3 separate regions of the Homo sapiens genome follow, and regions 2 and 3 are each linked to region 1. Evidence: chromatin loops called from intact Hi-C (ENCODE). Cell type or tissue: PC-9. All regions are shown on one strand. Each heading gives the region's core, and the rest is flanking DNA. Links, peaks and the distances in the headings are about the cores only. Region 1 has its middle 34 kb from the start of LYZL4. Region 2 holds the start of VIPR1 (vasoactive intestinal peptide receptor 1). Region 3 overlaps ACKR2 (atypical chemokine receptor 2).

Region 1 (11,153 bases), core at 4,258-8,257:
TAATTTTTTGTATTTTTAGTAGAGACGGGGTTTCACCGTTTTAGCCGGGATGGTCTCGATCTCCTGACCTCGTGATCCGCCCGCCTCGGCCTCCCAAAGTGCTGGGATTACAGGCGTAAGCCACCGCGCCCGGCCCACGGTAGCTTTTATTATGACAATTGAAACCAGAGGCCCCAATATTCTGTGAAAGGATAATTTTCAAAGACTGGTTTAAAAAAAAAAAAAACTCTTATACAGATATAAAAATGAACACATCTTAAAGATTTTACTTAGCTAGTTAATGAGAAAACTATAAAAATGGCAACCAGTTAAAAGGAGAACAGATACATTTATAGATACATTTTAGAAATATTGAAATGAATGTTCAAAGGGATGCAAAACTGGCTTTTCCATAGAGGGGAGGGTCATCTCTCCTCTGCACAGAATTTATTTACATGTCTCTGAGCAAGAATGATTTTGCATTGCTATCAGTTATGTATAAGATACAGAGTTGCAAATTATCTTCCATAGAATCAGAATTAGATAACCCAGACCAGTGCGTTCTAAGCAATGCATAGTTTTTCATCAAAGCACACATTTTTCAGTTCTATTGGCTGAGTGGGTTTTCTGTATTATCTCAAAGAACTTCTGTAATTGTAAACCAAAAAGTGCACAACAGTGCTAGTGGGGCTCTGGTGTGATGGAGGCACATGCCAGGAGCTGCACAGCAGGTTATCAGGGCAGGCTTCAAGGAGGAGTTGATGCTGGAGCTGTGTTGAAAGACCTTAAGTATAAACCAGGCAGACATCAGGGAGCAGAGGGGCACACCAGGAGGAGGGAAGGTATGAATAAAGTCTGAATTAGTTACAAGTAATAGAAACTGACATAAGTTTGCTTAAGCAAGAAATGGGGGACTTATTACGTGGTCACAAAGTGTCTCATGGGGCTTAAAGGCAGGGATGAAGGAGTGCCTTGGAATGACCTAGAAGCAGGGAAATGTTGTTCCCCATTTCCCACCTTTTCTCCTCATTGCATGGCCATTTCTTTCTCTTGTCAAAGCACTACATTAGCTAGAGTGGTAAGAATAGACCTTATTCACTGCAATAGGGAAGAGGGTCCAAGTGAAGTGAACTCAGCTTTGACTTGTGCAGAGATGCCTGGGCATTTTTTTTTTTTTTTTTTTTTTTTTTTGAGACGGAGTCTCGCTCTGTTTTCCCAGGCCGGACTGCGGACTGCAGTGGCGCAATCTCGGCTCACTGCAAGCTCCGCTTCCCGGGTTCACGCCATTCTCCTGCCTCAGCCTCCCGAGTAGCTGGGACTACAGGCGCCCGCCACCGCGCCCGGCTAATTTTTTGTATTTTTAGTAGAGACGGGGTTTCACCTTGTTAGCCAGGATGGTCTCGATCTCCTGACCTCATGATCCACCCGCCTCGGCCTCCCAAAGTGCTGGGATTACAGGCGTGAGCCACCGCGCCCGGCCGCCTGGGCATTTTAAAGGGAGAATGAGGGAGTAGAGGGGAAACAAGCAGGGGCTGGAGCAGAGACTGGGTTTGTTAATCTCATGTGTACCTCCTACAGGCCACAGCAGTACAAGTTAGAGCCAGGTGCCCCCTGAGTTGGGAGAGGGAGAGCGCTGAGATTTGCATTTCAAAGAGATGGCTCTCATGTCTTTGGGAAGACAGTTCTGGGTGGTGGAAGATCTACATTTTAAAGGGGAAGAGAAAGGATTCATAACTGTGAGCAGCTTTCTAAAGTAACTGCTCAGAGGAGGTGGGGAGAGGTTCAGGGGCCTGTCTGTTACTAGGTTTTGTCTGGAGCAAACAGTAAGTTCTTCTGGCAGCATTGAGGTTTCTGAGGTGAGTACACTAAGAGGTCTAGGGTCATCCTATGGATGTGGTCTTGAGCTATTAGAAACTATATTAGTGTTTTTGCACATCTTATAGCTTGGAGGTGGATGAAAGTATTTGTGCTGAGAGTGTGCAGTTTTTCAAAGGCCAAAGTTGAGGTCTTGTTGAAAAGAGGGCTCAGAGGAGCCTGTCTAAAGTTTGGTCAGGAAGAGACTCCCAGCCAGGCATGGTGGCTCACGCCTATAATCCCAGCACTTTGGGAGGCTGAGGTGGGAGGATCTCCTTGAGTTCAGGAGTTTGAGACCAGCCTGAGCAACATAGTGAGTCCTCGTCTCTACACAATAAAAAATTTAAAAAGTAGCCAGGCCTGGTGGTGTGCATCTGTGATCCCAGCTACTAAGGAGGCTGAAGCAGGAGTATTGCTTAAGCCCAGGAGGTTGAGGTTGCAGTGAGCTGTGATCACACCAGTGCAGCCCAGCCTGGGGACAGAGCAAGAAATTGTCAAAAAAAAATAAGTAAATAAAAATAAAAAAGAAGAGAGACTTTGTCACTCTCTCCCCACAGGCTGGCTTCCTTTGTTTCTAGTTTATGTGATAGAATATGTCTGCCTTGGGTGAATTCCCTAGAGGTAGAGCCTAACAGGGATTTGGGTCATCTGTTGGGGTAGTGTGTTTAGGAGAAGCCTGTAATGGAGGGAAGAAGGAGGATAGGGAAGGAGCAGAGTTGAGCAAGGACGGTGGCCTGACCCAGGTGGAGGGGCCTTTGGGATGTAAATTTGCTGCAGAGTTGTCCTGCCTTGAGGGCTGCCCTTGTGTACCTCTGAGGCTATTGGCTTGGGGTGGGGTGGGCTCTGTGCAGTAGGAGATTTTCCAGAGCAGGGGCAGCTTTGACATGTTAGCAGCCAATAAGCACCTGGGGGATGGGTGTACCACCCTGAAAAGGTGGTACTGGCCAGGGCACTCACAACATACAGTTTGGGGCTGCCACCAACACCTCCTTTATTTGAGATTCCAGCCAATCTGAGCTTGGAATCTCTTACATCAGTTTCATATTTCGAGGGTGAGAGCACTCTGATCAGCCCACTTGATTTTGAAGCTCACACTGAACCTGTCATCTATGTATGGTCTGGAGGCCAGGTCCACATGTCCACTCATGTGAATGGTAGTGGTAGTAGTAGACATCTTGCCAAGTTGTACAAGGCCCAGAGGCACCATTCCTGTTGTAGTCTAAGGGGTTGTGACCCAGGGATGCCACTCACATAGGATGCCATTCACATGGGATACAATGTGTAAGGTTCTTTGGAGTAGGTACTATAGGGGCCTTAGTAGTGGGGGTGAAGGGCATTTCCCAGAAAATGAGTTTGTAAAAAGTAGTCCAGGTCACAACTATCCACCCAAAGTGCTGAACTGTCCTAGAGTGTGAGGTGGGGCTGGGAGGAATGAGGCTGGACACATCAGCAAGACCCAAAGCACAGAGGGCTTTGTCTGTCTCATTAAGAGTTTTTATCCATTCTTCCACCCAAGTGGGGAAGTTCGTGGAGAAAGGCAAAATTATAAAAGGGGCTTTCGCCTCAGGGCCCCCATCCAAAGCTGACCTTCTGGGTGAGGCCCTGTACTTTGAGCCCTGCTGAACTGTGTCATCCTCATCAAAACTCACCTGTCCCATGTTCCAATTCCTTGACCTTTCTCTTGCACAAGAGCTGGGTAATCTGGTAAATAGCTAACACGTTGATGTTGTAAACCAAAATTAAAATTCTAAGCCCCACAATGGACTGAATGGACCCCTTCTTGGCCAAGGGGATCTCAAAGAAACCTGAAACCCTGATTCAGGTCTTGATGGGAATGTAGGGTTGAACATGCCTCATTATAACCTCCTCCCTTTGGAATTTAGGCACAACTGACCAGAATTAACATTAAAACAGAGATCTTAATAATGGCAAAACAGACTCTTTGTAGCAGTAAGATACAGCATTCCAATGTGACTCTAGTATAGTAACACATGACAGAGAGTAGGCAAAGTATTTTACCCCAAAATATATTTCTTTGATATGTTTTAAAATGGCCCTGCTGAACAGTCTCTTGTGGGGGAAATTTGCATTCTGTAGAGAATCTCTTTCCCTTACCAGGTCTTTTCCAGAGTCTGACACCTTTTAAGGTCTGATAAGAGACATTTGCTATCTATTCTCTCTGAAGCCTGCTACCTGGTAGCATCATCTACATGATAAGAACCTTGGTTTTCACAACCTCCCTTATCTAACCTCAAGAAATCTTCAAATCCACCTATGACCTGGAAGCCCCCTGCTTCAAGATGTCTGGCTTTCTGGGCTGAACCAATGTATACTTTCCATGTTCTGATTTATGCCTTGCCTGTAACTTCTGTCTCCCTAAAATGTAATAAAACCGAAGTGTAACCCAACCACCTTGGGCACAGGTTCTCAGGACCTCCTGAGGTTGTGTCACGGGCCATGGTCCTTAACCTTGGCAAAGTAAACCTCTAAATTGATTGAGACCTGTCTCAGATACTATATGAGTCCATTTTCACACTGCTATTAAAAACTGCCTGAGACGGGGTAATTTATAAATGAAAGAGGTTTAATTGACTCACAGTTCCACATGGCTGGGGAGGCCTCAGGAAACTTGCAATCATGGCAGAAGGCAAAGGAGAAGCAGGCACCTTCTTCACAAGATGGCAGGAGAGAGGGAGAAGGGGGAGGCAGCACACTTTTAAACAATCAGATCTTGTGAGAACTCACTCACTATCACAAGAACAGCATGGAGAAAATCTGTCCCCGTGATCCAATCACCTGGTCCCTCCCCTGACACATGAGGCTTACAATTTGAGATGAGATTTGGGTGGGAATACAGAGCCAAACCATATCATTCTGCCCATGGTCCCTCCCCAGTCTTACCTCCCTCTCACATTTCAAAACCAATCATACCTTCCCAATAGTCACCCAAAGTCTTAACTCATTCCAGCACTAACTCAAACATTCAAGTCCGAAGTCTCATCTGAGACAAAGCAAGTCCCTTCTGCTTATGAGCCTATAAAATAAAAACAAAGTTAGTTACTTCCAAGATACAATGGAGGTACAGGCATTGGGTAAATGTTCCTGTTCCAAATGGAATAAATTGGCCAAAACTTAGGGGCCACAGACCCCATGCAAGTCTAAAACCTGGTAGGGCACTCATTAAATCTCTGTGTGTGTATGTGTGTGTGTGTGTGTGTGTGTGTGTGTGTGTGAGAGAGAGAGAGAGAGAGAGAGAGAGAGAGACAGTCTCACACTGTCACCCAAGCTGGAATGCAGTAACATGATCTCGGCTCATTGCAACCTCTGCCTCCCAGATTCTCATGCCTCAGCCACCCACTCGAGTAGTTGGGATTACAGGTGGGCACCACCACACCGGCTAATTTTTGTATTTTTAGTAGAAACGGTGTCTCCATGTTGGCCAGGCTGGTTTTGAACTCCTGGCCTTAAGTGATCTGCCCACCTCAGCCTCCCAAAGTGCTGGGATTACAGACGTGAGCCACTGCACTGGCCTCATTAAATCTTAACACTCCAAAATAATCTCCTTTGACTCCATGTTCCACATCCAGGACACGCTGAGGCAAGGGGTGGGTTCCCAAGGTTTTGGACAGCTTTGCCTCTGTGGCTCTGCAGGATACAGCCCCTGTGGCTGCTTTTGCGGGCTGGTTTTGAGTGCCTGTGGCTTTTCCAAGGGCATGGTCCAAGCTGTTGGTGGATCTACCATTCTGGGGTCTGGAGGACGGTGGCCCTCTTCTCACAGTTCCACTGGGCAGTGCCCCAGTGAGGGCTTTGTGTGGGGGCTCCAACCCTACTTCCGGTACCAATTTTCTGTATTAGTTTGTTTTCATGCTGCTATAAAGGACTACTGGAGACTGGGTAATTCATAAATAAATGAGGTTTAATTGACTTACAGTTCCTCATGGCTGAGGAGGCCTCAAGATACTTACAATCATGGTAGAAGAAGGAGAAGCAAGCACCTTCTTCACAAGGTGGCAGGAGAGAGAGAGAGAAGGGGGAAGTACCACAGTTTTAAACCATTAGATCTCATGAGAACTCACTATCACGAGAACAGCACAGGGAAAATCTGTTCCCATGATCCAATCGCTTCCCACTAGGTCCCTCCCTTGACATATGGGGATTACGGTTAGAGATGAGATTTGGGTGAGGATACAGAGCCAAACTATATCAGATATTTTTTGATTTACAATGTGTTAGCAACACATACAAACCTTGGCCAACATTGATCTCAAAGTGCCTTTATTTGAAGGAGAGATTGATCCCGCGATCAGATTCAGATTAGAATCCAAGCCCTCTGGGTACAAGGTTTCCAGAGAGCCTTTGGGACCCTGTCGCATTCCACTGATCAGGCTGCCCTGTGGCAGTCCTCTGTTCTGAGCACACCCTTTCCATCTCTGTCCCATTGGCTTCAGTGAGAGCCCCAGCCATGGGCCATGTGGCAGCATCACCAGTAGGTGGCAGTGGCGCCACGTTCCTAAGGCTTTAGGCAATCCGTGTAATAAAAGGAGAGGAGCATGAGGAATGGAGCCCAAGCTTTGGAGCTACCCAGTAAAATGGGAATTACTGCTTTGTCACTTAGTGGTTGTAGGCCTTGGGTAAAGGGCTGGATTTGTGCCTGAGATTCTTCCTCTATACTGATAAATTTGTGTAGTTGTCAGAACTAATTGTGTCATTGTAGCAGCTTTCAAGCTAAGCTTCAATCTTCCAGAATCATAATTTACTGAGGCTTGTTATGTTTAGGTTTAGGCTTGCTGTAAGATCTTTACATCTATTAATTCATTTATTCCTCAGAAAAGCCTGCAAAACATACCCTGTTATCCTCATTTTCTAGGTGGGGAAACTGAGGCACATAGAGGCTCAGCAACTTGTCCAACATCATGCAGATAATGTAAGGCAGAGCTGGGATTTGAACCCAGTAAGTCGGCTTCAGAGCTCTCTTGTATAACTGCTTGGCTATACCACATCTAACACCAGGGGGTGTTTTGGTCGGCTCCCATGTTGCTGTCACTAGCTACAGCCCATGGCAGAGTACGTGTTTTCTGATGAAGAAGGAAGACAGCAAAATCAGAAAAAATACAAAGAGAGATGCTTCTTCATCACACCACCCCAAAGCCTTGTCAACTTTCCAGACTTCGTGACCCATGGACCTAAGATTCTGCTGAAAGAGTCTTCCACAAGACGTTAATATTTTCTGCAGCTGGGAGAAACAGCTCCCACCACTCTTGCAAATTACTTCCACTCCAAATGAGAAGCAGTCCTGCAGCCTGGCTGCTTAGAATATGTGGGGATTTGCGAGGGAGGCATTGCTGGCACTCTTCTGGGGCCATTACTTCCCTTTGGTGCCCATCCTGAGTGTCCAAAATGCATCGCCTAATCCCCCTTCACACATCTTGATGTGTTCCTGCATTCCTGGCAGACTACTGCTGATGCCAATGATGGCAGGAGACTCCTGAGCACTCGCTGTGGTGGGCTCACCATCTCCATGGTACTGGCAATGTCTTTGCCTTGCACTGCCCTCACATCACAAGGCTGCTGCAGCGGGCTCCTGCTCTGGAATCCCTCAGCCCATGCATTGCTGTGGTTGCCCTGCAGGAGACGCTGCCACAGCCTCCCAGGCTGGAGCTCCATGTGCTGACCTAGCCAGGACCAGGCCCTCAAGGCCCAGGTAAGGATATGGTGCCAGCCCTTGGGACTCCTCTGAGAACTCACCATGTGGAGCAACTGGAACACTCATAGACCGCCTGGAGGAGTGTGAAATGCTACAACCACTTCAGAAAATTACTTGACAGTTACGTAAAAAGTTAAGTGTTTACTTGCCTTATAACTTAGGTCGATCTGTCCTATAATTATCCTCCTAGGCATTTAATCAACAGCAGTGAAAAGCAATATCCGCATCCAGTATTGTGCAAAAATATTCGTGAGATTTTATTCATAATAGTTCAAGACTGGAAACACACTAGGTGTCCCTCAACAGATGAATGGACAAATTATGGTGTATTCCTGTAATGGAATACACCTCACAGCAATAAGAAGAAATGAATGACTGATGCACCCCACAGGAATGAATCTCACAGACATAATGCTGAATGAGAGAACCCAGACACAAAAGAGGTTATGCTCTATGATCCCATTTATATGAAGCTCTAGAAAATGCAAACTAACCTATCGTGATAGAAATCAGAACAGTGATTTGCTTCAAAATGGGAGGTAGAGGAATTGGGGGCAGATTCCTGGGAACTTCTCTGTATCTCAGCCTCCAGCCTCCTCAGCCCTTTGCAGATACCTTAAGATGCCGCACACCCTACTTTGTTGGCTCCATCCATGGTGAGCTGGGGGAGAGATTTGGGCAGCGGTAAAATCTACTACAGACCTATAATTCCAGGGACTTTAAAATTCCAGAGGCTGTGTAACAGGGAATGTTATCAATTCTCAACAGTCATTTTCTTCTTTTATTCCTGATTGTAGCTGGGCACACTGCCAATCAGCCAAGTGATTACTTACTCCAGCTTCTCTTGCAGCAAGATGAGACTGTGTCACTAAGAGATGGCATATGTGACTTTCCAGAAGAGGGAAAGAACTGCTCTTTTTCCTCCTTCCTCCCTCTTGCTGCTTGGAACACATATATAATGGCTGAGGCTCCAGCAGCCCTCTTGGACCACAAGTTTGAAAGTCACCTGCAGTGAACGCAGAGGGAATTCCAGAAGGAGCTTTATGGAACTGTTACAACAGTCCTGACCTGCCTGCCTCTGGAATTTTGTTGTTGTTGTTTAACAAAATAAAATAAAATTCTGTGTTTTGGCCACTGTGAATTGGGGTTTTTGGTTACTTGCGGTCACACTCAACCCCAAGTGATACAGATTGCAGAGTACGGAAGTTTAAGGGTACAGATTCAGGAACCAAACTGCTGGGCTCACACTCCAGTTTTGCCACCTGCCAACTAGGTGAGTCTGGGATACTCACATGACTTCTTTGCTTCTGTTCCCTCATGAGGAAAATGGAGATAAAAATGCCTACCTCATAGGACTGTTGCAAGGATTAGAAGAGCTGACAGAAGAGAATATAATGCACTTAGAAAATAGTAAGCATCAAGTTCTGTGAACAGTTCCTGGGATAGCAAGTGCTCAGTAAGTATGGACTTTTATTGTTTTTGTGTGGAGGCACATGGTGTGTGTGCATGCATGTGCAATCTTGTCTGCATGACCCTATCAATCCCTACTGGTGTTGTCTGATGAAACTGTCACCCCTCTGACGCCCATGGAATGCTCCCTGCAGGTGGCAACTGCGTCCTCCTCATTTCGACTTCTAAGCCCTCACCCAGAAGTGGAGTCTCATGCTTCCTCGGAGGCAGAGCTTTTCCTTCTCCTGTTGCAGGCTCCGCCAGGCACCCCATGGTTTCTCTCCCCAGCATCGCTTCTTTGTCTTTGTCTTCCTCACCTGCTGGGGTGAGGAGGCTCTTTAGGTTTCCCCTAGAAAGGAGGTGCAAATCGGGATGCCAGATTTAGCAAATAAAAATACATATCACCCGGTTAAATTTGAATTTCAGGTAAACGATAAGTAGTTTTTTATTGTAAGTATGTCCCAAATATTGCTTTTTTTTTTTTTTTTTTGAGACGGAGTTTTGCTCTGTCACCCAGGCTGGAGTGCAGTGGCAAAATCTTGGCAAACTGAAACCTCCACCTCCCAGGTTCAAGCGATCCTCCTGCCTCAGCTTCCCAAGTAGCTGGGATTACAAGCATGCACCACAATGCCCAGCTAATTTTTGTATTTTCAGTAGAGGGGGCGTTTCACCATGTTGGCCAGGCTGGTCTCAAGCTCCTGACCTCAAGTGATCCATCTGCCTCAGCCTCCCAAACTGCTGGGAATACATGCGTGAGCCACCCTGCCCAGCCCCAAACATTGCATTTTATCTGGCAGCTCTAGGCATGGTCCCTAGGATCCCCCACCCCACTCTGCACCCATCTGAGGTCTCTGCTGTATTCTTCATCCCCTATTGGTGACAGGTGGGTGGGTTGGGGAGCAGGGCCATTTTCAGGGAAGCTCCTATTTTCTTTCTCTCTTGCTGCCCCTTATCATTCTCTCCCCACCTCTGCCCTGAGAAACTTCCTCTCTTCTGAAGCAGGCAAAACTAGCCCTGATCTATATCTCAGGCCTTGGAAGTTTCTAGGTTACCTGTAAATTTCCTTTGGGTTCTTACAACTCAAAGTTGACTTTCCAAATTCAAAAGCCAAGCCAAGATTTTGACTCCCTTCTTCTCCCATCCCTGCTGTATCAACCCTTCCCTGCTGGAAGTCTTTGCTGTTGGGGCTGAGGAAGAACTGGGATGCATGAGGAAATGCAGCAAACATTTCCAAGTATCTTCCAGCAACACACAGAGGGACTTGTTGAAATCTCCCCACAGTTCCATTCTTATTCCTGTCCCAACTCTTTGTTTCCATGGCCACTAGGGTGTTTTCTGTCACCATTATCAGTCTGTTAAAGGACAAGTGCACCTGGTTTATTCACATCTTTCTCCCCTATTATCTGTCAGAAAATACAACAATCAGCTCTTTATGTTGCTTCCCAGAGGGCACTGCCATTGTGTCTGCTCTGTCAGCCAATGCCAAATGCATCACAGCAGAGAATCCCAGCCCATCCATCTGCCGTGTGATCAGGACTGAGATGAGAAGGGAGAGGAGGCTTCAGGGACTGTTGGAAATTGAGAAGTGCTTTCTTCCAGCCAAGCACAACTTCTGGCAGATGTTGCTGCAATGTCCCTGCATCTCTTCCTAATGGAGCATCTGCCCAGTAAGCTTAGAACATGTCTCTGCAGACGTGTTCAGGAGACTGAGGAGACCTGGGCATGACGTTACCTACACGGCACAGTGAACCAGCGAGACAGAGGGACACGGGCAGCTAATTCTGGCGAGTGTTCCTCCTCAGCCATCAGGCTAAAAATGTACCCATTTGTGTAAGACATAGGCCTTAGTCACTGAAGAAAGTGAATGTGTGATGAAGAGAAGCGTCCTACACTTGGCAAACTTGCTGAGAATTCACACTTTCTGAATCAAAGTCACTGACATTTTTGGAAGATCCAAATTTAATCAAGGCATTTTCAAAAGATTCAAACTGAATCAGAAAGACATGAGGCCCCATTAGTGACACGAATCTCGATGACTAGTTGGAATTGCATTTGCTAGGAAGCATAATTTTCACTGAAGGTGACAGAAAATTCAATTTCGTAGGATTTGGGAGGGGGGCCTGTTTGAAGTTACATCATTAGGATCAATTAGAAAAGAACAGTTACG
Region 2 (11,153 bases), core at 4,411-8,410, 63 kb before region 1:
TGCACCTGCCCTCTCCCTGGAAGAGATCCAAGTTCCAGATGGAACCCCAATACCAACCCAAGACTGAAACCTGAACCTGACCCCAACCTGTTGTCCATTGCCCCCAAACCTGGGTCGGCCCCGAGGACCCTGCCACAGCTTCTTGATGGCTCCCCCATTAGTGCTGCAGCTGTAACTGCTTTGTCTCTTTGCGGGTGGCACAACTCCAGATGGCGGCAAGAGGGCCTCCCCTTAGAGGCCTGAGCTGGCCCTCTGGACTCTGCCACTCTCCAGCTTGGTTTGAGAGTCTGTCCCTGTCTTGATCTCCCTGATGAGTGGGGCCAGCTCGTGCTACTACTCTGTTATGTGGAGTTGGATCCTGGCCTCTGGTTCCCAGGGCCAGCCCTGGGAAGAATCCAGGAGTCTAGCTGTATTTTCCAGCTTCTGTCATTCCAGGATTCTGTGCTCAGTCCCCTGGGTCACCAGGCTAGGGAGGGGACTCTGGCCTTCCTTGCCCAGACCTCACCTGCCTCCTTTTTAGTTTCTAAATAATTCAAGCTATACCAGATCTACTGAGGGTGGGGAGGTTTAAGGAAGTAAGAGAGCCCCTCTAGGATCCCACCAGGCCTCCCCTGCTTCTGGAAGGTGAAGAGAAGGGATGGAAAAGTCCAAGCTTCTCCTCTTCCCCTCCCTGTACCCTGGCCAGGGATCAGGGGTGGGCCAGACCAGTGTGACTGGGGTCACTGACCTTGTGGAAGACATGTGAGTGGGGGTGATGGCTGTCTAGGAATAGCCAGAAAAAACAGGTCTTGGGAACTCTTAGATGGGTGTGGGTGGGTGAAGGCCTCCATGGAGGAAGCGTTGGACTGGCAGCACCTTCTGCGTCTTTGGCTTTAGAAAAGTGGTTGCTGGCCCCGGCAACCCCACACCAGTTTCCTCATCTCTGCCTGGGAGAAGAATGTCAGTTTCCACCAGGGCCATAGAAGAGAGTCCAGCAAGACCACTCCAGAATCAGACATTCTCAGTGTCTCCTCCAGCTTGTCCCTCCCACCCTGGGACAGGGTCCTTACCTCCCTGGGCCTCAGTTTCTCTGTAGGCTACGTGGGCCTCAACCACCTCCCCTGCCGACTTAGAGATTCTTGAAGTGGGTCCGTGGGAAGAACATAGGTGGGGGACCTTCCTTTAAGGGGGTCCCTCCTGGCCTGCAGGCACCAAAGTGCTTAGTACTTTGACCATTGTTTTAAGTAAATCAGCTCCATTTACTGGGATGTGCATCCCAGCTGGCAGCCAGCAATCCATTGCTGCGGAGGGAGAGGGGTCCAAGCTGAAGCTGAACAACTCAGTGCCTAAGAAGCTGCACAGCCAAGTCCTTTCCACCCCAAACAGCTCTCTCATTCCTGTTGAGGGCTCTCTGGTGGAGCCTCTGTCTCACAGGTCACCTGCAGGCCAACACTCCCAGAAGCAGCTAGCACCATGGTTGACCTCGTCCAGGTCCAGGGAAGGCCTCCCTCTCCAGGACTCCTTTAGATTTCCCCAGCATCCAGACCTCACCTGCCTAAGTGCTGTTGCCCTGGAAGCCACAGTGAGCACGAGCTCCATCTTGCACCTTTACCAGCCAATGGGGGTAAAGACATTAGCTGGTAAGTCATTTAAAACTTATTGAAAGTAACACAGTTGTGTGATGGAGCATGATACAGTTACTCGTATAACTGTTAAAAGATAGGAGACTTCAAGGAAACTGTCTGTGGTTCCTCTTTGGGGTCATGTGCTTTCTCTCCTTCCCATAAGGGTTACTCAGGCTGAAATGCTCAAGACACTCTGTCTCAAGGGATTTGTGGCTGTTTCATCCTCAAGTATAGGGGGAATAGTGGCCAGGAAGATCTCAGAGGTGGCTTCTGGAAGAGGAATCTGGGTACTGGCTACCCTGCCTTGTGTCCCATCATTGGTCTGTCTTGCCTGTCTTGGAGCACATTTCTCACCAAGGTACCATCCCAACCCCATCTCCCACCAGCAACAGGGTTCTTTCTGCTTTCTGGCCCCTTCCCAGCGTCTCCTGATTCTCCTGTCCATTCTTATCTCTCATAACACTGTAACGTCAAAACAGGATGGATGGTAGCAGATATCTCTTGTTTCTGCCTTCCACCATCCTTTACTCTCTTCTGGTGCCATGTCCTCATCTGTGTCTGGGAAACAACCTCCTTCCCTACCTCTAGTTCATGGAGTTCTGATGAACCCTCTTCCAGGGGATTGACATGTGACCAAGGCTTAAGTCCATCAGAGCATTCCTGGCCACAGTGCCTGACACATGGCCTGAGTCAGGCTACTCAGAGCCAGGAGGCTCACTCCTGGGACTTTGGATTAAGTGATTAAGAAAGTGAATTTGGTTTTTCCCCACTGGACTGGAAACCTTAAAGGAAGCAAGGGCTCAAGCTTCTGCTGTCTTCTTGTTGACAAGTGGAACACACGGATAAAAACTATACAGCTGAAGGCAGAATAGAGAGATGGAGAAAAATCAGGTTCTCTTAATATTGTCTGGGTCTGTGAATGCAGCCATGCCTGAAACCAGCTCTACTGCTAGCAACATGAGCTGATGCCTTTCCTTTATGGCTTGGATCAGTTGAGTTTTCTGTTGGTCGCTGTAAACAAAAGTGTCCAGCCTTGCCCTCTGAGGACAAGATAATGGACGCCCTCACTTTCTGGGCCTTCTTAAGCCAGGACTGTGGCCATATAGTTTGCCAAGAAATATTTGTTTCCCAATCACCATGGGCGCCTAGGATTTCTGGCAGCTTCTGCTTGCGACTCTCTGAGGGTAGAAGAGTGTTGGGTCAACTTCTCCAGCCAACTCTGCCCCCTCAGCAGCACAGACACACAGCCCTTCCTTAGAGGCAGTTTGGAGAGAAAGGAGGGGTGGGTACCGAAGCCTGTGGTGTTTATGAAACAGTGGGTGTGGTCTGGAAGATGAGCTCTCTCTTTGTCACAATTTAGTTTAGTGTTGAGCCCTATCTGGGGAGGGGTAGAGGAAATGGAGACCCAAAGAGGGACCTGAGGTCACCCAGCAAATGCGCATTCCCAGATGGGACCTAAGTCTCTGACCGCTGGTCTGGACTGCATCAATCCTTCAACACAGCCTCGCCTTGGACCCTCTGGTCAACCATTGCCCTTTGAGGGACCGGGCCAGGGCAGCTCCCTCTAGTCCTTATCACTAAGGAATTCAGGCAGACTTTGGACTTCCTCTCCCACTTATTTATTTCCCTATTCTAAACATCCTCATTATCCCTCTGGACTTCAGGAACACAGAGAGAGTTGAAAAATTCCCTGGCTGAATATAGCCAAGTCTACTGATGTCAGGGAAGTGTTCCAGGGTGGGATATAGCTGGAGTCTGGGCTTCCTACAGAATGGGTATGCTGTACTCATTCTGTAGAGGTAGGTCATGGAGGATGTGCAAGTTAGACAATTAGAAGTGGAGTAAGAGCACCCCAGAAAGTAGAGCAGCGTGTGCACAGGCATGGAGGCATGAAAATGCCTAATACATGCAAGGCTGTGAGAAGCCTGGTGTAGCTGCAGCAAGGAGTTCTGGGGGCATCAGGAGACAAGTTGAGAGATGTAGACTGGGGTAGGATTGGGAAGGGCCTGGAATGCCAGTTTTCAAGTGTGAGCTTTCACTCCTAGGCCATGGGGGCCAACAGAGACTTGAAGCAGGAGACTGAGGATGGGGGATACACATTTTACAAAGATCCCTCAGGTTGCAGGTGGTGGGGCTGAAAGCTACTGCACCAGTCCAGGCAGGAACTGATGAAGCCTGGGCAGGACAGTGGGTATAAAGAGAGGGCACAGAGAGGAGGGGGCAGGTGGAATGAACAAGACTTGGTTAGTCCCTGTCTCCAACTAGACTCAGGATTCTCCTGCCAACTCCCTGTCATTCACCTCCCACATCCCGCTAGCCCCATGGCAGAGGACAGAAGAAGACCAGGATGGAGAAGATGCTGTGGACTTCTTCAGTCTTCTTCAGCCTGGGTCCCTTCTGGGCTTAGGAACTCCTGCCCCAAAGAAGGTGCTGAGAGCCCAGCCTGGACCAAAACTCTCTAGCCTCAGCTCAACGGCAGGGTCAGGCTGCCTTTAAGCTTACTTTTTGGAGCTCAGTCAAGCATAGGAATTGGTGAGGGGCTAGAGAGAAAGCCCTGCTTTTTCCTGTCCATGTGGGGTTCTCTGAGATCTGGAGCAAAGGCTAGGTGTGGTGATGGGGGTATGGGTGAAGATGCTGGGAGTTGTAGCTGTTAGATGCAAGGGGCTCTGAAAGACAGGGTGGGCCATGCTCAGGTTCGTAGGCCATGTTCAATCCCCTCAAGGGAAGCCTGAGACCACAGCTACTGCCTCGAATCAGAAGCCCCAGCCTCATCATCTGGGGCCAGAGAACTAGGGCAGGAGGAGCCAAGTAGCACAGCAGGAAGCATGAGTCCCTCCGAGGAGAAGCTGGTCTCTGAGAGGAGCACAGAATGCAGCAGGCTGGATAAGGTGAGGCAGGAGAAAGAACTGTCTGCAAATTGCCAAGCATGCAGAGCCTCCATGGATGATTTGTGCTTCTGAGGTTTGTCAAGAGGGCTATTTTATTTTTTTCCAGCCTGCAACTGTTAATGGAGGCAGGGGAATGGGGAGTAGAGGACAGGGGGCTCAGGAGTGGTTTCATTTACCCTCTCCCACATGACCCTAGCCCTTTACAGAAACCATCTCATATCTCACGACTTATTTACTCTACTCTGCCAGCCCCCTGCTGAAATCATGGGGTAAAAAAGAGACACAGGGGGAATGGAGGAGCCAGAGAGAAAGCAGTGTGATCACAGGCACACAGGACAGCAGCTCACCTTCCCATCCTTGCTGGCTTTTGCACGTGAGTGGGCGAGAACGTGCAGCCCTTGTAGTTGGGAGGCAAGAGGGGAGAGAGGAGAGAAAAGGTGGGAGGAGGAAGGGCAGAAAAGGAGTGGGTAAAGGACATAAGTTGGATCATGGGATCCAGGAGTCACAAAAGAAAGGAGAAACATGCTCCCAGCTTTGCAGAGAGCACTAAAGGAAATCAAAATAAGACTTCCCCTCATTGCAGGGCAGCCTGCTAGGGTGATGGGAATGTATAATAGTTTGACCTGGGCAGTGGTGACACAGGTGTACACATATGTGACAATTCACTGAGCTGTCAATTCAGATTTCTATATTTTACTAATTTTAAAAATATCTAAAGTCCCAGCGCAGCATGTGACACGCCGTCGCCCACCCTGGAAGTAGTAGCCCCTCTTCACGAGGTGGCAGAGCCTAGTTCAGACCACAGGTTCCAGAATGAGACTGTCTGCTGCTTCCTGGCTGGATGACTTGGGCAATTTACTCAACTTCATCTATAAAATGGGGACAATAACAATACCACCTACTTCTAGAATTGGGGTTGAGGGTCACATGTAAAAGACACCAGCCAGGCACCAGGGGGGTTAGCAGCGACTGCCAAAGCTCTAGTCCAGTCCTCATGCCAGGCTGCCCCTGCTGTCCACATCCAAGCCTAGCCACAGCCGTAGTGCCTTGCATAACCCCAGGTAGGCTGAAGGTCCTACCCACTGACAAGTGCCAGCCGTACCCACCAGAGGTCTCAAGTCTGCCAGTTACCTTCGCCCCGTACTGATTTCTCTTCCTTGTATTTTTACATCCCTTAGCCAACAGCCCAAAGCCTCCCCGCTGCAAATTCTTTTTTTTTTTTTTTTTTGCCAGCCTCACTTCCTCTTGGGGAAGGCTGAGCTCTGGTAGAAGAAGAGAATGAGAACTGCTGTGTGAGTGTTGATGGGGATGGGGAGGAAGAGGGGGAGACATAAGGATACAGGATTGTGCTTTGGGTAAGAAGAACTTTCCACATCTCAGAGTGATATCAGGACAAGGGCTCTCATAATTAGCAGAACCCAAGCACAGACACTTAGCTTGTTCCCATCTAAGGGTTCTTCTTGGAAGGTTTCTTTTGGGGGCATGAAGCCTTTATTTGCAGAGGAACACAGGCTAAGCATTTAGTTTAAATCCTCTGCTGCTTGTTCACGATCCTGGCCACACCTAGGGAACTGGAGTTTGCAGGACTCAGCTTATAAACACAGTGCCTGTGGGTGACGTTGGTGTTGGAGCCACCTGCAGAGGGCTGGACTCCAGCACAGGCAGCCACAAGGCTATGAGTCCTTAGTACATGGAGATTGGTTGGTGGCCTCTTCCCCCTCCTCTGGTGACCTGCTGTGCAGGAAGAACTTGTTTTGAAGTTAGGTAGTAGGAGGCACTTCCTGAGAGATAATGGGCCGCATGAGAGGGGCTGCACGAAAAGACTGGGTCCTCCCAGTGGAGGCTAGCCTGAGGCTCACTGCCAAGGCACCCTGCTTTCTCCCTGCCAGCTCGCTGGACAGTCCCGTCAGACACAGACATGAAACTCCTGCGAGAAGACCAAGCCCTGGATAATATCACCACTCATCCTGTGGCACTTCATTACATTCCGGCTGGGGATATTTGAATATTAGATATTAAGCAATTCCTGTCAATTTTGTTAGGTGTGTAATGACAGTATCATAGTTATATAGAAGAGTGTCCTTTGGTTTTAGAGATGCATTCTGAAATGATTTGGGGTAAAAGGTCAGGAGGTTTATAATTTACTTTAAAATACTTCAGCCCAAAAGCAAATGAAGCATATATTAATTGTTAGATGTTAACAATTGTCAAACCTCGGAATTGGGTATTTGCACGTTCATTATAATGTTGTCTCTGCTTGTTTAAAAATTTTCACAAAAAAAGTAAAAATTTAAAACACTATACACGTGGTGGAGAGATTAAACTGTTTTTTTCTTCTTCAGAAATACTTCTAAGGGGCCAGGCGTGGTGACTCATGCTTGTAATTCCAAGCACTTTGGGAGGCTGAGGCAGGTGGATCACCTGAAGCCAGGAGTTCAAGAGCAGCCTGGCCAACATGGCGAAACCCTGTCTCTACTAAAAATACAAAATTTAGCCAGGCATGGTGGCGGGAGCCTGTAATCTCAGCTCCTAGGGAGGCTGAGCCAGAAGAATCGCTTAAACCTGGAAGCTGGAGGTTGCAGTGAGCCAAGATCACACCACCACACTCCAGCCTGGGTGACAGAGCAAGACTCCATCTCAAAAAGAAAAAAAAGAAAAAAAGGAAATACTTCTAAGTTATGTGAGAGAGTACATACTGACATTTTCAATGGGTACAATAAAAATCATTTTGTGTTAAGAAGTCAGAGAGGGGAAGGCAGAATCTGGGGGTTGAACAGAAGGATTTAAGAAAGGGACTAGGCTTTACATAGTCCCCAGGCCCCATTCCCTGCTCCATGGCCAAAGGAGCCACAGTGAAGGGCCCAGCAATGGCAGAGTTGTGGCACGTGGCAGGTTAGAGCCCCTACCCTGGTCTCATGGCCCATGTTGGATTTCCACTGAGGCTGCCCACGTTGTGAAGGCCCATCTGCTCTGAGAGGCCCCATTGCCTACCTAGGCCTGGAGCCTTACCCCCAAAATGTTTTGGCCACCTAATGAGGAAACGTCCCCCATTCCCCAGGACTCCTGCTGCCCTGGGAACCTGTGGGAAGATGGGGGCCAGAAATAGCTGTATAAGTTTGCACAGGGCTCCCAAGCTGGGGACGTAGGAGAAGGGATGACAGTCACACAGTTCACATAGCCACCTTCACAACCTTTACCTCCTTCAAAGCTCACAGAAGTCCTGCTTGAAAGACAAACCCCCTTTCACAGAGACCCTGGTGCTCCAGGGGTAGATTATGTCCCACTCAGGAGGCAGAGTTGGCTCCAGCCTAACCCTCTCCTCCCACTTCTCCTGCACACTGGGCGGAGGCCTCTCACCTTCCCTTTTGTGGTGAGGAACCCGAGGCCCTTCCACAAAAGTTAAAGATGTTCCCAAGGTCAAGCCATTGCCATGGAGTGGAGTGAGGACCAGCTCTCCTGTTTCCAGCCTGGGCTCCCCAAGGATGTCCCACAAACCTCAGAGAAGGCATAGTCTTAGTGCACCAGGACAGGAGGGTAGAAACTTCCAAAAGGGCTCGCTTTTCCAGCATGGTACCCTGGGAGCCCTGGCCAGGCCTAACTGAGGTGGTAACCTCACTTGAGGAGGAGGCCTGACCCAGATGCAGCCATGTTTCCCAAAGCTCACAGGGTGGCCTGCTGGGGGCCAAGAGGGCCTGGGCAGCTGTGGTCCGCCTCTGGAGAGGCTAGAGGCAGGTGGCAGGGGCAGCAGGATGCCGGTGGCAAGGCAAGGCCTTCAGGAGCTTGTGGCCACTGATCAACCTCAGAGTTGGGGAGAAGTCGAGCCTCTCCCAGTCCCTGGGACTCCTCCTTCTGGGGGCAGGCCCATTGGTCCTGTCAACAGAGGCTGTTTTATGGTTTAGGGTGAAAGATTGGCCCATCTGGTCAAACTCTTTAGGGCACAGTCCTGCTTCTTCCAGGAGCCTCCCCTGACTGTTCCTCTCAGCAACCCCTGCCCCAGTTCTAGGAGGCTGTACCCCACATCCACCTGGACTCTTTCTCCTAAGTCACTGGGTCTGGTCTCCCACACCAGATAGAGAATTTCCCACGAGGAGGCCTGTGACCCTCCTCCCCCAGCCTCGTACTGGGCATTGCCCTGAGCAGCTCTGCTTCTGGATGAGGAGTCCCTGTGCCTGCTGTCCGGGGGGCAGGGGCAGTGGAAGGCTTGACAGGTGGCCTTGGGGCAGACTTCCTCCTCTGAGACACTGGAGGTTTTCTTTCCTTTTTTTTTTTTTTTTTTTTTTTTGCCTCCCTTTTCAGAGATTTCTCCTTCCCAGGCTGAAGTCAGGGCACCATAAACAGGAGTGATAAGGCCTTGGGCCTTCAACTTGAACTTTGCAGCTGCCATTTTATGACTCTGATAACTCCTGTCACCCCGCCCCCCCACCCCGCCGTCACACCGAGTCCGGCTAGAGCAGGTTTGCCCCATTCCATGAGGGAGCGATTGGTAGCTGGTGGGGAGGAGGGAGAATCAGGGAGGGAAATAGGGACCCCTCACTCCAGCCTGCCCTCACCCAGTCCTGGTTGAGTCCCTTCTCCTCTCTCTGTGGACCCAGCCCCTGCACTGGGCTGTAAGAAACATGGGGATGTAAGAGACCCCAGCCCCTGACCTTATAGGATGGCCAGAATAGCCCAGCCTGGGAGGTGGGTAGGGCTGAAGGGTGGGGTTAGAGGGGGAAGGGTTGAGTTGGCTGGAGCAATCAGGGAAGGCTGTCTGGAGGAGGAGATAGAGTTGGGCACTAAACGAATAAGATGTGGAAAGACAGGGGGAGGGTAGGCATTGGAGGGAGGAGACAGATTTGGGCTGTCTCAGGAAGTGTGAAGTAGAAGTGGCCTGGTGTGAAAGGAGACCTCTCTGAATCCACTCTGCCCCTGGGCTCAGAAGCTTCTCGGGATGGAGGAATGGGGTGACAACAGTGGTCCCAAGATCCCCGGTTCATCCAAGAAGAGTTTGAGTGGCTTGAACCTGGGGTTGGGAGGGCCAGATGGTGGTTGGAGAGGCCTGAAGGCTTCATGCAAGTTGTGCCAGAGCTGTGGCCTCTGGGACAGAGCTTGGTAAGATTTTGAGTGCTCAGGAGGTGGGTCTCATGGCTGTCATGGGTGGAGGTGAGGCTCCTGCCAATTGTCAGAGGTCCGCTCCTAGGACAGGCAATGAGCTTCCCATTCCCAGGGTGCTCAAGACATCCGCTAGATGGAAACACAGAGATACCTGCTCTGGTGGAGGTGATGGTAAGGGAAGTGACCATGGGAGAGAATGAACTAGATAATCAAGATTCCTCACCCTCCCCCAGCCAACTTGGAGTGGGCATTTAAGGCCCTGCCTAAGCAGCAACTCTAGATTACTCAAAGTCTGGGGTAGGGAGAAAATCAACCTTTGTCTAGGTCTAACTGGTGGGAGACAGATGTGGCTCTTGTGTCTCTGGACCTCGCTTTGCCCATCTGTAAAATGGGCTTCAGTAGACTCAATGAGTGCTGAGGTCTCCCCTGTTCTAGAGTGAGATGATCCATGCATCTCCTGCCTCAATCAGCATCTGCCTCCCAGCCCAGGTAAGCCATCCACAGGAACACATATCACACCCACACATGGGGCACACGAGTACACATGTATCAAGGGCATACACATACCCACGTTGAGAGGAAGCAGAAGTGGGAGGAAGAGGGAGGCCACTGCTTGTTGGCATTGGCTCCCTGCTCAGCTCTCTCCATGTACAGGCCTGGCCCCTCCTGTTAACCACCACCCTTAGCCCCTCACTGCCCACCAGCTTCCACCTTGGGGTCTGGTACCTTTTTGCTTTGCTCAGTGGGAGGGCACACGGAGGGATGTGCCTGTCACTCACCTGATCCCAAGAACCCCTTCTCAAGTCCTGGGGCCCCCAGCACTGGTTCTGATGCTGACAGCCCACAGGCACCTCCAGACGGTCACAGCACACAAGAACGGCCCCTCACATCCTCCCTCTCACCTACGGTGTACCAAACCTTCCATCTCAATCGGCCGCAGTACCTGACTCTGCACCCACTGGCCGCCCCACCCCGCTGCGCACCCACAACCACGACAAGGAAGGCAAGTCTGGGGCCCACTCTTCCCCGCTGCCCCTCCACTGATGCTGTGCCTGCTCCGGGCTGCGCTGGGAGGGACTGGGCACGACCAATATCCCAGCCCTCGCGTCTAGGTTCGGTCTGGAGCGGTGGGAGGAGGCGAGTCGAGATGCTTGATGTCCCCTATTCCTCTTACACAGACACGCGCACAGACGGCCCGGCTCCCGCCATCCCCCACCTCCCCCGCCCTCCGCAACCCCCAGGCTGCCGGGACTCTGGGCGGCCGGGCGAACACTCACCGCCGGCCCAAGGGCCCAGGCGAGGGCGCCTGCCAGCACGCATAGCCAGCGGGCGGGCAGCGGACTTGGCGGGCGCATGGTCTGCCCTGAGCCCGCGGCGGGCGGCCCCGCGCGGGCAAAGAGCTGGCGGGCGGCGCACCAGGCGGGCGATGGCCGGGAGCCTGGCAGAGTGGCGCTGGCGCTGTGGCCCCAGAGCTAAGAGGCGCAGCTCAGGGCTGGGGGCGGGCCCCGGGGGCTCGTCTGACGGGCGGCGGATCTAGCCAATGGATGGGTGGAGGCGGGGCCGCCGC
Region 3 (7,034 bases), core at 3,035-7,034, 390 kb before region 1:
GACTACCCAGAGAATAAGCATAACACAACTCAGACCTGGCAGACAGCTTCTAATGCACCAATCATCTCTTCTAGGGTGCTTCTATGATGCTCCTTCACCCAACTGTACCCCATAGTAAGATGCCCAGGCTCGGGTGGGCAGAAGGAGGAAGGAGGGACCTGGGAACCACGAGTCACCCATTTCAGTGGAGGTTGAATACGCAGAATCAGGAAGCACAGAAATCCACACCCATATCATAATGAAATTGCAGCACACCAAAGGCAAAGAGAAGATCTTTAATGCAGCCAAGGAAAAAGCACAGATTACAGAGAGCAGACGCTGAGACTGAGAGTAGACTTCGTAGTGGCCACAGTGGGAGCCGGAAGCCATGGGATACAGTGAGTGTGACTTGGGACTCTTCACCATCAAATTAGAATCAGGAGTTGAAATTGATGGTTGTTCAAGAATCTGCTCACGGTAAAGGGCATTTCCAGATGGGAAACAGAATTTATCACAACACGAAACTCAGGAGAGTGAGACTCAAGGAACTCACTGAAGAACGTACTTCCAGCAGAAGGAGAGTGGTCCTGGAGAAAGGGTGTGATTCTGAGATAGGCAGATGAACAGAGCAGTCAGTGAAGACGTGAGCAACGGAAAGCAACGTGGACTCTAAAGCTCTGTTAACTGGGTGACCCTGGTTATCTGGGTTGCGGGGAGAAAAATTAGAGCCCTCACCAACACCACACAGCAAATAAGCTCTGAATGTTTTAAAGCCTAGAAGATGCTATGGGAGAGCATCTTCATGGGCTCTGGAGATGAAAGGCCTTCTTTAACAAGGTCCTAAATGCCCAGTGAAGGAAAACATTAAGAAATTCAGGCCGATCGTGCTGGCTCATGCTTGTAATCCCAGCACTTTGGGAGACCGAGTTGGGTGGATCGCTTGAGCCTAGGAGTTCAAGACCAACAAGGCAAAACCCCATCTCTACCAAAAAAGTGCAAAAATTAGCCAAGGGTGGTGGTGCGTGCCTGCAGTTCCAGCTACTCGGGAAGCTGAGGCAGGAGGATCACTTCAACCTGGGAGGCAGAGGCTGCAGTGAGCCGAGATCGGGCCACTGGCACTCCAGCCTGGGTAGCAGAGTGAGAAACTGTCTCAAAAAATAATAATAAAAAAAAAATTTGCCCGGGCACAGTGGCTCATGCCTGTAATCCCAGCACTTTGGGAGGCCAAGGCAGGTGGATCACGAGGTCAAGAGATCGAGACCATCCTGGCCAACATGGTGAAACCCCATCTCTACTAAAAATACAAAAAATTAGCTGGGCATGGTGGTGCGCACCTGTAGTCCCAGCTACTCAGGAGGCTGAGGCAGAAGAATCACTTGAACCCGAGAGGTGGAGGTTGCAGTGAGCCGAGATCACACCATTGTACTGCAGCCTGGCGACAGAGTGAGACTCCATCTCAAAATAAGTAAATAAATAAATTAATTAATTAATTAAAAAATTAAAATAAAAAAAATTACCCAGACATAGTGGCTCGAGTCTATAGTCCTACATATTTGTGGGGCTGAGGTGGGTGGATCACTTGAGCCCAGGATGTCAAGGATGCAGTGAGGCATGATCGTGTGACTGTACTGTAGTCTAAGCAACAGAGTGAGACCCTGTCTTCCCTACCGAAAAAAAAGAAAACACACAACATTTATCCATTAGGTTCTCGTCTTATATGGACACCCAAAACAATTGCATAGTAACATCAAAGATCATTGATCACAGATCACCATAGCGGTATAATAATGATAATGTGGCTGGGCACAGTGGCTCACGCCTGTAATCCCGGTACTTTGGGAGGCCGAGGCAGGTGGATCACCTGAGGTCAGGAGTTCGAGACCAGCCTGACCAACATGGCAAAACCCCATCTCTACTAAAAATACAAAATTAGCCGGGCGTGGAGGCGCATGCCTGTAATCCCAGCTACTCGGGAGGCTGAGCTGAATTGCTTGAACCTAGAAGGTGGAGGTTATGGTGAGCCAAGATCGCACCACTGCACTCCAGCCTGGGCAACAAGAGCGAAACTCTGTCTCAAAAAAAATAAAAATAAAAATAATGAAAATGTTTGAAATATTGCATGAATTACCAAAATGTGACACAGAGACACAAAGTGAACACATCCTGTTGAAAAAATGGCTCTTGTAAGACTTGCTCAACACAGGGTTGAAAATCTGGGTTTCTAAAAAAACACACATAATCACTAATATGTTTATCTGTATCCAATAAAAGAAAATGGCCTTAAAATACAATATTAATATGATCAATAAAGCCACAGAAGTCTGGTTTTGTAATGCAGTTTTTTTTTTAAATGATCTCTCAAATCGTCATTCCCACTAAGTAGTATGTGTGGTCAAATCCTATTCTAGAACTGGGCAGTACAGTAGTCACTAGCCATATTTGGCCATGAAGCACCTGAAATGTGACTAGTCTGAACTGAGAAGTACAAGCATAAAGCACATGTCAGATTTCAAAGACAGTACAAATAACGGAATGTAAAATATCTCATTAATAATTAATAATTGTATAGTGTACACTGCTTGGGTGATGGGTGCACCAAAATCTCAGAAATCACCACTAAAGAACTTATGCATGTAATCAAACACTATCTGTTCCCCCAAAACCTATTGAAATAAAAAATACTTTAAAAAATAAAAAATAAAAATAAACAAAATATCTCATTGTTATGTTGATTACATCTTGAGATAATTTGTTTATATTTTGGGTTAAATAAATACATCATTCAAATTAATTTCACTTGTTTCTCTTTAGGGCTTTAATGTTGACTATTAGAAAATTTAAGGCTGGGCAACTTAGTGAGCCCTCATCTCTACAAAAAAATTTATAAATTAACCCAAGCACAGTAGCTCATGCCTGTAATCCCAGCACTTTGGGAGGCCAAGGCGGGCAGATCGCTTGAGCCCAGGAGTTCAAGACTAGCCTAGGCAATGTGGAGAAACCTCATCTCTACAAAAAACACAAAAATTAGCTGGGTGTGGTGGCACATGCCTGTAGTCCCAGCTACTCGGGAGGCTGAGGTGGGAGGATCACTTAAGCCCAGGAGGCAGAGGTTGTAGTGAGCTGAGATTGTGCCACTGTACTCCAGCCTGGGCAACAGAGTCAGACCCTATCTCAAAAAAATAAAAATAGAAAAATTAGCCAGGTGTGGTGGCATGTGCCTGTAGTCCCAGCTACTCAGGAGGCTAAGGTGGGAGAATCGCTTGAGCCTAGGAAGTTGAGGCTGCAGTGAGCCATGATCATGCCACTACACTCCAGCCTGGTCGACAGTGAGACTCTGTCTCAAAAAAAAAATTAAAATGACACATACGGATCATATGGTGGCTCACCTGTTTTTATTGGACAGCACTGGTCTAGAGTATTTCATTGCTGTGCGTTCCGTATGCGGTGATGGAGTGCCCTAATCTGATAGATGAACTGGTGCAGGTTTTTGCATTTTCTTAATTTGATAGCACTACATTTTCTTTTTCTTTTTCTTTCTTTTTTTTTTATTCTTTTTTTGAGACAGAGTATTGCTCTGTTGCCCAGTCACCCAGGCTGGAGTGCAGTGGCGCAATCTCAGCTCACTGCAACCTCTGCCTCCCCAGTTCAAGTGATTCTTATGCCTCAGCCTCCTGAGTAGCTGGGATTACAGGTGCCCACCACTATACCCAGCCAATTTTTGTATTTTTATTAGAGACAGGTCCTCACTGTGTTGGCCTAGCTGGTCTCAAATTCCTGGACTCAAGTGATCTGCCCACCTCAGCCTCCCAAAGTGCTGGGATTACAGGCATGAGCCACCACGCCTAGCCTGATGGCAATGAATTTCTAACAATTAAGGGTCATGACATCTTAAGAGATGGAGGCTTTCTGGTATTAGGCTGTTCTTGGTGCAGTTGCCACTAGAGGAAAGGGGAGGGTCATCTCTATCTTTCCAAAAATCTCAGTCTCCAAAGTTTTGTGTTTCATTTCACTACCATTAAACCATACAATGATTTAATACCAATTCTAAGTACAAAATTCATAGACATAATTTCTGGCTGAATAAATTGGTTCTGCCTCTTTAAATTTCTAGTGATATTAAGGCCCATGTATTTCCCTATGTTCACTTGATTTTGAAACTATCAAACCTTTCACCTACTAGTAATTGCATTTTTGGCATCATGGTCCATGAAAGGAGAGTCAGGAGACAGTAACCACAGTAAGTTGAACAGGGAAAGTTTAATATAAAGATGTATTGACTATTTGAAGAGAAGTAACTACTACAAGAGAATTGAAGAGAACTCTAAAGAACATCCTAGGCAGAGGGAGACTACTTACAAAAGTACTAATTTGGAAGAGAAGGGAGCCCTGCCCCAAAGCTAGGATGCAGACCTCCTTTGAGAGGGTGCGATTGCAGCTACTGGATGGCACAGATGTTCAACTGGGTTGCCCTAGATGGAGCTCATCCACACTCAGCAGCTGGGGCTAGCAGGCAGGAAACTATGGGTCAAAACTGGCAAGCAGCATCCTGGGCAACTGAAGCTGGAGGGCAAGAAACCACTGCCATTGGCCAATGAAATTAGCCCTCCAGCGCCCCCTGCTGATAAAGTTTAGCATCATGCCAGCTGGCAAAGAAGAAATGTTTTAACGTCACAAAGCAATGAAGGTTGGATTTGAAACAGGCAGGCATTAAGTGACAAAAGGTACACCTCCTTTAAAGGTGGGGGGTCTGCTGTTTTGCTCTTGGGATATTTTTAACAGGTCCATAAGAGACTTTTCACTGAAAAGAATTTTCCCAACATCACTAAGGAGGTTTTGCAACTTCTCCTAGGTGAGCGTGGCAGTCTCGGATTTCACCTTTTATTTTTTGTTTTTCAACCCATCTCGCACACTGATAGCCTTTTACTCTTTAAGCCTCGTCTTCTCACAAATCTCTGGCTCCATCTGGCCACGATGAGAGTTTCTGTTTTTCTTTTTCTTTTCTTCTCTTTTTTTTTATTTTTTTTGCCTGAAGTTTAATTTCAGAAAATTATAGTCCCAGGATCACTCTCAGAAAACCACAGGTTTTTAGTCATTTCTGGTACACCAATCCCAAATTATACAGAAAAAAGACCAAAATGTTTAAAATTAACTGACTTGGGGGAGGTTGGAGTTCCCTTCCTCATGCAGACCGGAGCATCCATAGAATGTCTATCTAGCCTAAGGGGATATAGAATGCACCTGATTTTGAGGGGTCTGGGAAGAGAGGGATAAAGAGAGGCCACACAGTCCAACCAACACCCCAGCAGATTCAGTTTCTGATGCTTGCCTGAAGCAACAAAGACTTTCTGAAAATAAAAAAAAAAAGAAAAGAAAAAAGGCAGAACTTACACCTCATCACCAGGAGACAAAGGCAGGGAGGGGGACTTGAAAGAAACACATTACAGGATTTCACCAGCGGGGAGCTTCTTGTGTCCTGCACTACACCTCTTCTCCTCTCAGAGTCACTATTGCTCCATATCTTGTTTTCAATATGCCAAATTTGGGGGAGGGGACAGACAAAATTTTAAAACAAGATTTTGCCACTTTTAGGGGTTGCATTACAGAATGAAGGAAGAGGAAAGAAGAGTTTATCAATCAAAGGCTGGGCGTGGTGGCTCATGCCTGTAATCCCAGCCCTTTGGGAGGCTGAGGCAGGGAGATAACTTGAGGCCAGGAGTTCAAGACCAACCTGACCAAGAGGGTGAAACCCCCATCTCTATTTTAAAAAAAAATTAAATAAATAAGAAGTGCTTATCAATCAGAGGCTAACGACCAGCATCCTCCAATTCCTTAGACATACTTCCTTTGATACAGGAATACTATCTAAGACCCCCTCTATGATTGCCACATGGTCATTGGAGGAGGAGAGGCCTTGGGACAGTTAGGCAGGAAAGAGGAAGCCTCATAACATTCAGGAAGAGAAATATGAACCCTGTTATAAGGGGTATTTGAAAGAGGGTATTGAAAACAAGTCCCAATATTTGTTTAGTAAATATTAGACATCTATGAAAGAATCACAATGTTTGTTAGTTCAGAGTTTAGGTTTTGGAATATGAGACCTGAAACTGGATTATGGGGGCTGATTTTCTTTTGAGAATAGGGTCATGTAGGATGACCTGCTGCCCCTAAACTCTTCTTGCCTCTACGCATGTACCCCGGTGCCCTTTGCAGTCAAGGTACAGCCCCTTCAAGTTTTCCCATGTTCTGTTTTGTGTCTCATTTGCCTCTCAGTTGGCATGAAGACTAAAAGAGTTACGTCACATGGCAGAGGACAGAGTGCAGATGCAAGGGGTTGATGGTCAAGAGGTCCCTCTCCTAGTCCCAACTGTGCTATAGGAAGAAGGGCAAGCCCCAATCCTCTTTAGGCCACAGGGTCCCTATCTATAAAATTAGAGAGGGTACAACTCCACGGCCCTATCGGAAAAGTGATAGGATGAGTGACCCGAGGGAGCTAGAATATGGGGGAAAGGTGACAAGAATGAGCAGCAGAGCCAAGAGCTCATGGCCTGATCTCCTGGTAGGAACATTAGGGAAAGTGACTCACCCTGGGCCAACCAGAATTGCCCCTCATTCCTGGCCTACCACTCCCATTTTCTCCCTTCACTTCTTTGGGAAGAGAATTTCTGATGAGTCAGAGATGGTTTACCTTTGTCACTAGCTCAATAGGGGCTATTGCCTGGAACAGAGTAATGTGGATAATTCATTTGCATCTAGTGAGCTAATATTGTTTGGAAGCTGACACACCTATGTGGACTTATGAACAGCAATTTTCCTGTGCCATGCCTCTACCAAAGTCCACGTTTGCCACCTTCTGGTATTTTTGCATTGATGAAATGTGTATCTTACACATTCCAACCTCTGTGGCCTTTTACTCACCCTCATTTTCTTCTCCCCTTCTCTCCATCCAAAGATCGCCCATTCTTTCACCCTGTTCAAGTCCACTCTATACCAGGACACCTGCTCTGTTCCTTTTCTAACTCTTTAATTCCGTCCAATTTCAGATGGCTTGATGCTCC

What was found. Hi-C counts contacts between places; a loop is a spot of excess contacts. Peaks named below come from ENCODE experiments on the same cell type or tissue, not always from the same donor. Only the 100,000 strongest peaks of a DNase experiment are listed, where the experiment ranks them.
Region 2: it touches region 1 in a loop (5-fold over the local background); 5 of 110 quality-filtered maps call a loop at or near these places.
Region 3: it touches region 1 in a loop (17-fold over the local background); 4 of 110 quality-filtered maps call a loop at or near these places.

Annotation. Positions count from the first base shown.
Region 1 is chr3:42,439,186-42,450,338 of GRCh38, reverse strand. No RefSeq gene overlaps it. Among named protein-coding and RNA genes, the nearest start is that of LYZL4, 34 kb to the right of the region's middle. In PC-9, for the core only: CTCF peaks have their summits at 6,140 and 6,339 (motif pointing right); a DNase peak (open chromatin) is centred at 6,308.
Region 2 is chr3:42,502,524-42,513,676 of GRCh38, reverse strand. It overlaps VIPR1 (vasoactive intestinal peptide receptor 1), which reads right to left and starts at 11,034. Exons shown (of 13, transcript NM_004624.4): 1 at 10,864-11,034. The coding sequence starts at 10,941. RefSeq lists an enhancer at 6,026-6,320 and a silencer at 10,776-11,153. In PC-9, for the core only: CTCF peaks have their summits at 5,890 and 6,104 (motif pointing right); DNase peaks (open chromatin) are centred at 5,666 and 6,186; H3K4me3 peaks cover 839 bases; H3K27ac peaks cover 2,010 bases.
Region 3 is chr3:42,829,000-42,836,033 of GRCh38, reverse strand. The region is part of intron 2 of ACKR2 (atypical chemokine receptor 2); the gene reads right to left. LOC124909373 (a long non-coding RNA gene) reads left to right here. Exons shown (of 2, transcript XR_007095895.1): 2 at 75-2,303. Among named protein-coding and RNA genes, the nearest start is that of ACKR2, 23 kb to the right of the region's middle. In PC-9, for the core only: CTCF peaks have their summits at 4,386, 4,587 (motif pointing left) and 5,500; DNase peaks (open chromatin) are centred at 5,473 and 6,683; H3K4me3 peaks cover 240 bases; H3K27ac peaks cover 1,502 bases.